Regions from separate parts of the Homo sapiens genome. Here region 1 is linked to region 2. A link is an interaction called in ENCODE POLR2A ChIA-PET data of the cell type or tissue named here. Cell type or tissue: K562. All regions are shown on one strand. Region 1 overlaps AAK1 (AP2 associated kinase 1). Region 2 overlaps GFPT1 (glutamine--fructose-6-phosphate transaminase 1).

What was found. Peaks named below come from ENCODE experiments on the same cell type or tissue, not always from the same donor. Only the 100,000 strongest peaks of a DNase experiment are listed, where the experiment ranks them.
Region 1: POLR2A ChIA-PET joins it to region 2 with 5 read pairs; 2 of 35 experiments call an interaction of 5 or more read pairs at or near these places.

What each region holds. Positions count from the first base shown.
Region 1 is chr2:69,600,752-69,605,751 of GRCh38, reverse strand. The region is part of intron 2 of AAK1 (AP2 associated kinase 1); the gene reads left to right. Among named protein-coding and RNA genes, the nearest start is that of AAK1, 40 kb to the left of the region's middle. In K562, no CTCF peak of the experiment used is centred here; DNase peaks (open chromatin) are centred at 1,441, 2,211 and 4,421.
Region 2 is chr2:69,378,662-69,383,661 of GRCh38, reverse strand. All of the region lies in intron 1 of GFPT1 (glutamine--fructose-6-phosphate transaminase 1), which reads left to right. Among named protein-coding and RNA genes, the nearest start is that of GFPT1, 6.1 kb to the left of the region's middle. RefSeq lists an enhancer at 2,142-2,191. In K562, no CTCF peak of the experiment used is centred here; a DNase peak (open chromatin) is centred at 2,161; H3K4me3 peaks cover 351 bases.

The sequences.
Region 1 (5,000 bases), 220 kb before region 2:
GATGGAACAGTTCTGTATCCTGACTGTGGTTGTGGTTACACACATCTACACATTATAAATTTACATACAACTACACATACATATGAGTGCATGTAAAACTGGTGTAAAACATCCTCAGCATGTTTTTTAAGTCTCTGCCTCAGCCTGGAGTGAATAAGGTCTGTGGATTGTGCCAATGTCAGTTTCCTGGTTTTGACGTTGTACCATAGTTATGTCAGATGTCACCATTGGGGGAAACTGGATGAAGGGTACGTGGATCTCCTCTGCACTATTTTCGCAACTTCCTGTGAATCTATACTTAATTCAAAATAAAAAGTTAGAAAAAATGCATAAGAAGGAAAAGGCAGAGCAAGGAGAATGGTTAGGGTTTCCACTAGTTTACCATGATTTCATTGTGAAATGCTATGTTCGGATACCATGTAAGATGCTTGGGAAGCATCTTTTTCAGAAGTTACAAAACACAGTGTCTACCCTTGAGAAATTTGTTGTTGAATGGAGGAAACAAGTTTTAAGTAGTGATCATTCTGTGTGCTGGCTTTTAGTAGTAAAGGTAGGTACACAGCAAGGTGAGAGCAAGGAAAAAGGGGACAAACTGCTGGGGTAGGGAGGGCTTCATAGTGACACAAGGACTGGGCTGACTCCAGGGAAGAGTGGGAGTTTGTGTGGCACATGCTGGGGCTCTGTAAAAGCCCGGGTGAGACATAAGGCTGAAATTAGTGCTAGGAGGAATTGAGAGTAGGGAATGGATTCAAGAGCATTTTGGAGAAGCATTGATGCAAATTGTTGAAGTACTGTGTGTTGAGACAGAGAGGGAAGAGTCTGAGGTGACTTAAGTTTTCAGCTTGACTGAAAGCATGGTGGCTCCATTAGCCAAAATTTAGAGTCTAGAAGGAGAAAGGTTTTGGCTAGGGTATGTTTAGTGTGAGGTATCTGAGGGACTCCATGCAGAGAGGCTGGGGTGCAGTTGGGGTGTGGCACCCGGGAGAAGCAGTGCCAGAGCTAGAGACGTATTGGACCCTAAGGTGCAGCCCCACTGGACCGCTTGCCACTTCCCCAGTCATCCTCAGCATGTTTTTAAAGTCTCTGCCTCAGCCTGGAGTGTCCCTCTGTTCCTTCTCCATCCTGTGAAATCCCACCCCTGTGTCAGCTCGTATGTTCCTTCAGTGTCTGCTTCAGAATAGAGGTGATGACTTTAAACCTTGCGAGCTTGTGGATTTTGTCCACTGATACTATGGTGGGGCAAGAAGGTAAGAGGGTGAGTTAGCAATGAGCATTTGGAGGTGTCGTGCCCTAGAGGAGGAGAGAAACAGTTGGAGAGGAGAAGAAGCATGAAAGCAATGAGGCCACATGGAAGCTTGGCTGCTCAGCCTCTGCAGAGCTGCCCACCCAGAATTAGACATGACCAGGAGAAGAAATAGGCAGTGAGCTAAATCACAGAAGTTCATGACAACACGAAAGATAAGCATTCACTCTACGTCACCCCAGAGCTCCACCTCCTGTGTAAAGCTGCCTGACATTGAATGGTGTCTGGCCAGCCTGATTAATTTTTAATATTTGATTCTCTGGTGAGGTGGCTAGGCATTGAGGTGCATCAAAGGCAGCTTTTGTTTCTATGAAGTTGGTCAAAATAACACTGGAGAGTCAGGTTACTGCAGCCTTGAGCTCTGGTTGTTCTGAAGGGATGAGATCAGACTCTCTAACTAACCGAGTTTCAGAAGGATCTTTGCCTTTTGCAAGGAAAGTTATTTGGAACTGGAAGTGGGTATGCTTCCTCTTGGATTCTATATCTCTTATTATCGGAAAATACCTCATTTTTCAGCCACAGATAGAAAACAGCATCAGTGCATCAGGTTTCCAATTCTGTCCATGACTCAAATGATGTCTGAGTTCTGAAAACCTGCTGCCAACTCCTGAAACACCAGAGAATTTAAACACAAATGTTCTCTAAATAATATGCTCCTTACGCTGTGTAGCCTGCAAAGCAGATGATGATGATGATGATGATGATGATTTTAATTCTGCACAGTATCTCCTTAATTCTCTAATTTCCCCATCTTTTAAATTGTATACCTAAATGTTCTCTCTTAAAATTTTTTATTTTTTACCCTCTTATCTTTCTACACAGAGCCCTTCATAGCTGAGGATGGATAGTATCTGAGTGGTGAGAACCTACATGTGAGGAGAGCTGCTCTGAAGTGACTCACATGTGGATTTGCGACCTTCTGCAGTGATGGCTGGTTAGGCAGGAGGGGGAAGATCATGGAAAGGGAGGCGATAGTGTGACTCCATTTTATCAGTGGTATGCTTTGTGAGAGCCCACAAGCTAACAGAGGAATTGCCTTTTATTCTCAGAATAGGGTTCTCTCTCTCTCTCTCCTCTGTTTCTTGCGTGCTGGCTCGTGATCTACCTACTTGTAAAGATGCTTTCACAAGCTTGAAAGACTCCACAGTGTCATGGACTGTGAGGAAACTCTATTCTACCCACTTTTGCCTTACTTGGAAATTTTTACAATAATCATGATTACTTTTATAATCAGAAAAGTTATAAACAGTCCCACTGGAAAAATAAACATTTAAAAATCAGGAAAAGATGTTCAAATGTTGAAAATGCCTCTTTATTGAATTTCTAAGTCTTTATCTTTTTTGACTTCCATAACTGATAAATTATTTTAATGAATTTCTTGATATTTGTCCATCCCTCCATCCATTCATCCTTACTTTTTTGAACCAACTTGATTTTGCCATGGTGTCTTATTCTTTTAATGTACTGCCTGATTCAATTTACTAGTAATTTGTAAATGGGATAATACATAGTTTTCTTTTCACCTGTACTGAATGCCAGAGTTTTGGTATTAGGGCTGTACTTAACTTGCTCCATAAAATAAATGAGGAAGCGTTTCATATTTTTCTGTTGCTTTTTAAAAATTTGAAATAATAAATACCATCTTTTTTTAGTGAGCTTAGTTTATGTGAGGCACAATGATTGGAACCCAGATCTGCACAGCTCTGAAGTCTTTGCTCATCCTGTTTGTCACTGCAGTATCAAAGGAGGAAGGCCAGCCTTGGAACCCTGAGTCTCTGTGGTCAGGAGCGCCTCAGGGGGCTGGACTTTTCACTCATCTTGTCCTTTTCTTTTCTTAATTAAAAATTTCATTTTGAAATAATTTCAGTTACATAAACAGTAGAAAAATGATACACAAGATTCACATATACTCTTCACCCAGATTCACCGATGGTTAATATTTTGCTACATTTGTTTTATCATATTTTTCTGAGTTATTTGAAAGTCAGCCACATAATATATAATATCCCTTTATAATTATATACAGTATATAATATAAACATTTTAGTGTATATTTCCTTAAAAAAACAAACTAAACTAATAAAAAACAAAGTATAGATGTCACAATCAGGATATTAACTTTGATATAAACTGTTATCTAATCTGTTTATTCAGATTTTACTAATTGTCCCAGTCGTGCCCGTTGTAGCAAAAGAAAAACATTTTCCTTCGGTTCAGGATTTAATCTGGGATCAAACATTGTGTTTAGTTGTCATGTCTTTTAAATCTCTTTTAATCTGGAACAGCTCCTTAATCTTACATTGTCTTTCATGACCTTGACATTTTTAGTTTACAGGCCAGTTCTACTTTATAGGATGTTCCTTAATTTGAGTGATTTTGATGTTCCCTGTGCTTAGATTTAAGGTATGTGTTTTTGACTGGGATACTGCAATGGTGTGTCTTTCTAGGTGCATCATAACAAGAGGTCCTGATGCCTACTTGTCCCATCACTGATAACCAACCTAAATCATCTAGTTAACTGGTATCTGCCAGGCTTCTCCACTGTTAAGTTACTATTTTTCACTTTGTAATTAGTAAGTATTTTGTAGGGTGATACTTTGTATATAAATCCTCTTCCTTATCAAACTTTCATTTACTAATGCTAGTGTCCATCCTTCTGAAGCAACAAAGTGAGACATGCAAAGTGAATAGACTCTACCCCTTGGAGCTAAAATGAAGCCAAGAGAAAGTGAACCATTCAGTCCGTTTAGGCAGATAAGCCAATTTTTTTTTTTTTTAACTCACTACCTATGGTCTTTGGGTTTTGTCTTTGCAAAGGTTAATTGAAATCTAGTCATACTCTTGAGAATAGTGATTGGCTGTAGCTTGTAACCTTTGGGTTCCTATTTTGGTCACCCAGGGCTCAAGATGGGTCCACCCAGTTTATTCTGGTCATAAGTGCCCCTTGGGGCTTTGGCCGATGGCTCTGTTCTATCTTTGGCTCTTTGATCCTTTGTCTTTGCCTCTAAGATGCTGTCAATTGGAGTCCCAATAAACTGCCTCTGTGCTGAATCACCTATAAACAAGCATCGCTTCTGGCTACAGACTTATCTTATCAGACAACTCTCTACTGAGCCCAGTTACACAGCCTATGCTATCTATGCTAAGGCTGCAGTTGTATGAGTCACACAAGTAGTTTTTAGTATGTCAGAGAGTCCAGAACTGTGTGTCATATGAAGAAATATTAAAAACACCCAGTGGTATACTTGGGCACACTTTAGCTATTGCAGGTTCTGTTCCAGACCACTGCAATAAAGCAAATATCACAGTAAAGGGAGTCACACAACTTTTTTGGTTTCCCAGTGCATATAAAAGTTATGTTTACACTATACTATAGTCTACTAAGTGTTTTAAGCCTACTAAGTGTTAAGTCTAAAAAATGTACATACCTGAATTTAAACATATTTTATTGCTAAATAGGCTAACAATCATCTGAGCCTTCAGTGAGTCATAATCTTTTTGCTGGTGGAGGGTCTTGCCTTGATGTTGATAACTGCTGACTGACCAGGGGGGTGGTTGCTGAAAGTTGGGGTGACTGTGACAGTTTCTTAAAATAAGACAACAATGAAGTTTTCCACATCCATTAACTCTTCCTTTCATGAAGAAGAGGAAGAGTTGTCTGGAGTATTTGATCCTGTTTGATAGCATTTTACCCACA
Region 2 (5,000 bases):
AAGAGTGAGAGACTGTCTCAAAATAAATAAATAAATAAGTAAATAAATAAATAAATAAATGGAATGTTTGCAAATGAGATCCTTTTTAAAAGCAGTAAAGGAACTTGCAATTTTAAAGTATCCTAAAATGAATTTTTCAAAAGTTTTTTGTAATTATACTGTCTAATGGCTTTGGAGATAATTGAGGGATGCTGAGATTGGCTGCTAGGATTGGTCATAAAACCAGTACTATTAACATATCCTTACATATACTGGATATGAAGAAGTTGTGAGAGAAAATAATTGCTTAATAAGCATTTCTTCAATTGTCCCCTGGAAATGGAGGTTAATAGGTTCTGGTAATGAGCAGTAGAAGGCGGGAAAGGGTTTTGTAACACAAGTTTGGGAAATTCTGCTCTTGGAGATTCACAATTAGCAAGATTAAAGGTTCCAGAAAGTTCTAAATATATACCTAACTTTAACCAGGTAGTTCTTAAACCTTTAATTATGAAACCTTTCTTTACTTCATTCCTTTTTAGCATCCGGTGAAATAGTGTTCTGTTTCTGTGGTTTGAGAATTTTTTGACCGTATATTTCAGGTGCCTAGAAAGTGTTAGAAGATACTTGCAGGTATTTGAAATGATGGCTTTATACTTGGCACTCTGCCCTTTGCAGAGATGACTAAAATAAGAGAGTTGCCTTCAAGAAATTGCTGCCTGATCAGAGGAAAGAAAATGAATGCACATGCAACAGCTTCAGGTGAAAATACACAGTCCTTGTTCATTGCCATGTCATAGACCACAAGTAGAATGAGTAGAAATTTAGAGACTGGAGAGCTCTGGGGTTTGGGTTTCTGTGTTAGGTTCAGGAATGTTCTGGGTGATGGGGCAGGACTTTTACTCAACTTGTAGAGTATTAGTATACTGTGAGAGGTAATCATTAATGGCATATGTTAACCGTCAGTGAATGGAGGCGGAAATAGTTTGAGAACTACTACCAGATGAAGGAGGAAATAGAAGTGCCAGGAAAACAGACCAAGGAACAGTGGTTAAAGGCAGAAGAGTTCCAAAGTAGTATATTGCCTTGAACAGAGTCTATAAAAGTAGAAAAAGGTCATTCATATGTAATACTGCAGAGAAGTTAATTGGATATGGTTATGAAGAAATTATTAGAGAAATTGCATATGTCAAGGCAGAAGGGTCTCAGTTTGTGTTTAGGAGGAGGGCTGCAAGTAATATGAAAAAGAAGAGGATTTTGGGATTGAGGTCCCCTGGGAGTGTTGAGAAGTTGAATTCTAGAGCTGTGGTTCCTGACCTACAAGCCCTGAAGTTGTTACAGGGTGTTCATTGCTTATTCATATGCTTATAACTTTGTCTGTAAGTTGAATAAAGATTGTTCTAGATCATTGAATAATAAAAATTTAACCCATTGTTGTGAAGGAGCCTCAGAATATTTTGATGTTAACAAAAGAGTTCTGTATTTACAAAGTTGGAGAAACACTCATCAAGAGTTAGGAGTAAGGCCCAGTGTGGGGTTCCCTCTGGTAATACCAGCATTTTGGGAGGCTGAGGTGGGCGAATCACTTGAGGTCAGGAGTTTGAGACCAGCCTGGCCAACATAGCGAAGCCCCATCTCTACTAAAAATACAAAAATTAGCCAGCTGTTGTGGTACGCACCTGTAATCCCAGCTACTTGGGAGGCTAAGGGAGGAGAAGTGCTTGGACCTGGGAGGTGAAGGTTGCAGTGAGCTGAGAACACGCCACTGTACCCCAGCCTGGGTGACTGAGTGACACTCTGTCTCAATTAAAAAAAAAAAAAAGAGTTATAAGTAGCCAGTGTTTTGGCTTACACCTGTAATCCCAGCCACTCAGGAAGCTGAGGCAGGAGGATTGCTTGACGCTAGGAGTTCAAGATCAGCCCGGGCAACATAGTGAGATCCCATCTCTATTAAAAAAAAAAAAATTAGCCAGGCATGGTGGTGCATACCTGTAGTCCAGTCTACTTAGAAGACTGAGGTGGGAGGATTGAGTCCAGGAGTTTGAGGCTGCAGTGAGCTATGATTGTGCTGCTGCACTCCAGCCTGGGTACTGGGTGACAGAGCAGGACTGTTAAAAAAAAAAAAAAAAGTTACAAGTAGGGGAGAGGCTAGCTTCAGAGAGTAGTATGTGTAATATGTCTCTCTTGAGATTACAAGGAAGGATGAGAAGTATTTATATATTGTTAAACTGTTGAAAAGAAGATGGGTGAGGGGCAGTGACTCATGCTTGTGAACTCAGCATTTTGGGAGGCTGAGGTGGGAGGATCACTTGAGGCTTGGAGTTTGATACCAGCCCGGACAGCATATTGAGACCTTGTCTCTATATTTTAAAAACAAAAAAAGAAAATGAAGACTTTAATTCTGGCCAGGCGCAGTGGCTCACGCCTATAATCCCAGCACTTTGGGAGGCCGAGGCGGGCAGATCACCTGAGGTCAGGAGTTCGAGACCAGCCTGGCCAGCGTGGTGAAACCCTGTCACTGCTAAAAATACAAAAATTAGCCAGGCGTGGTAACACACGCCTGTAATCCCAGCTGCTGCTCAAGAGGCTGAGGCGGGAGAATCGCTTGAACTCAGGAGGTGGAGGTTGCAGTGAGCTGAGATAGCGCCACTGCCCTCCAGCCTGGGTGACAGAACGAGACTCTGTCTAAAAAAAAAAAAGACTTTAATTCTATAAAGTAAGAATCTACCAAAAATGAAAAAGAAGCTGGGAAGAGAAAATGAGGATTTGAGAGTAGTATGTAGCTTAGACTCTAAAATAATATCTGGGAGAAGTTTGAAAGTTAAGCAAGTGATGAATTAATAGGATTGGTCAGCAGTTCGGAGGGCCCATCCGAAAGTGGACCGAAATGGATAGGATAGATGAGTTCTCCTTGGCTGTCATAGTTCAGTGTAGAGATGCTCAGAGACTAGGAGTCAGAGCACAGTGGACCCAGAGGGTTTGACTTGGCAGTATGATGAAAAATTGTAGTCTGATGTGAATGGTCAGAAGAGAGAGAGATGGAATATTTGAAGATTGTGAGCAGGAAGTACATGCTTTTTTTTCTCAAGAAAGATGATGACATAGGTTGACTGTGAGGGAATGTATAGAGATGTCATGACTTAACTAGTGATTTGAGCTCCAGAATGTTAAATGTGCAAGAGACGTGTCATGGAGCCCCTTCTAGTGGCAATAGTTACAGTAAAGTAGGGGAGACATGAACCAATTAAACACACAAATAATTGAAAGTCTTAATTGTTTCACTCCATATGTTATTTTTGTATGTGTGATTTATTTTATTTTACTTTTACATTTTTTATTTTTTTGAGACAGAGTCTCACTGTGTCGCCCAGCCTGGAGTGCAGTGGCGCAATCTCGGCCCACTTCACCCTCTGCCCCACCTCCTGGGCTCAAGTGATTCTTCTGCCTCAGCCTCCTGAGTAGCTGGGACAGGCACGCGTCACCATGCCTGGCTAGGAATTTTGTATTTTTAATGGAGACGGGGTTTCACCATGTTGGCCAGGCTGATCTCGAACTCCTGACCTCAAGTGATCCACCCTCCTCAGCCTCCCAAATTGCTGGGATTACAGGCGTGAGCCACGGCATCTGGCCTTTATATGTGCTTTTAGGATTGTAGAAGATGTACCTTGGCTGGATGCATTGGCTCATGCCTGTAATCCCAGCACTTTGGGAGGCCGAAACAAGAGGATCGCTTGAGTCCAGGAGTTCGAGACCAGCCTGGGCAATGTAGTAAGACCTCATTTCTACAAGAAATAAAAAAATAACTGGGCGTGGTAGCTTACGTCTGTAATCCCAGCTACTCCAGAGGCTGAGGCAGGAGAATTGCTTGAACCTGGGAGACAGGTTGCAGTGAGCCAAGATCGCATCACTATACTCCAGCCTTGGCGACAAGAGCAAAACTCCATCTCAAAAATTAAAAATAAATAAGTAAATAAATAAATAAATTACAGGCACATTAGCATGTGCCTGTGGTCCCAGCTACTTGGGAGGCTGAGATGAGGGGATCACTTGAGTCCAGGAGGTGGTGGTTTTAATGAGCTGGGATTGTGCCACTGTACTCCAGCCTGGGCGACAGAGCAGACCCCTGGTGAAAAGAAAAAAGAAAATGTATCTCAAATAATACTTAATTTTAAAGAAATCTTAAATGTAGAATGTGATTCCATAATTATAATATTGACTAGTTCACTGCAACCTTGAACCCCTGGGCTCAAGTGATTCTCTCACCTCAGCCTTCCAAGTATCTGGGACTACAGGCATGCACCACCATGCCTAATTTTTTATTTTTGGTAGAGGCAGGGTCTCCCTGTATTGCCCAGGCTGATCTCAAACTCCTGCCCATGATCCTCCCGCCTTGGCCTACGAAAGTGCTGGGATTACAGGTATCTGCTACTGTGCCTGGCCTGTAGAAAAATTTATAGCTGAAGGACTGGGAGTGTGTGTATGGGAATAACAGTAGTTATCTCTGAGAAAGGGGTTGGAACCTGTGTGGAGACAGAAAGGAGAGATTTTCACAATTCTGTAGCATCTGTATAGTTTTAATATTTATTTATTTATTTCAAATTTTAATAGAGACAGGGTCTTGGTATGTTGCCCTGGCTGGTTTCGAACTCCTGAGCTCAAGTAACCTCTGCCTCTCTTCCCACAGTGCTGGGATTACAGATGTGAGCCACTGCTCCTGGCCTACTTTGAATTTTTAATGATGGTGATGAATTAATTTGTGACTAGCATTATAAGAAAAATAAAATTTAGAGTTTAAGTGACATTGTAGGTAGATTTTGATTCAGAAGTTTTAAGTTTAGAGAATGAATTTGAACACTTATCACTGATAAGTTACAATGTTTAGGGTCCCAAAATATTGCAGCTGTCAAATGATAAAATATATAAAAATAAAATTTAGTATTCATAAGGACATAAATGCAACCAGACATAGGAATTTTAATAATTTGACGAGTCAGTTTTCTTTTCAGTAAGGTTTAACAGTCTGT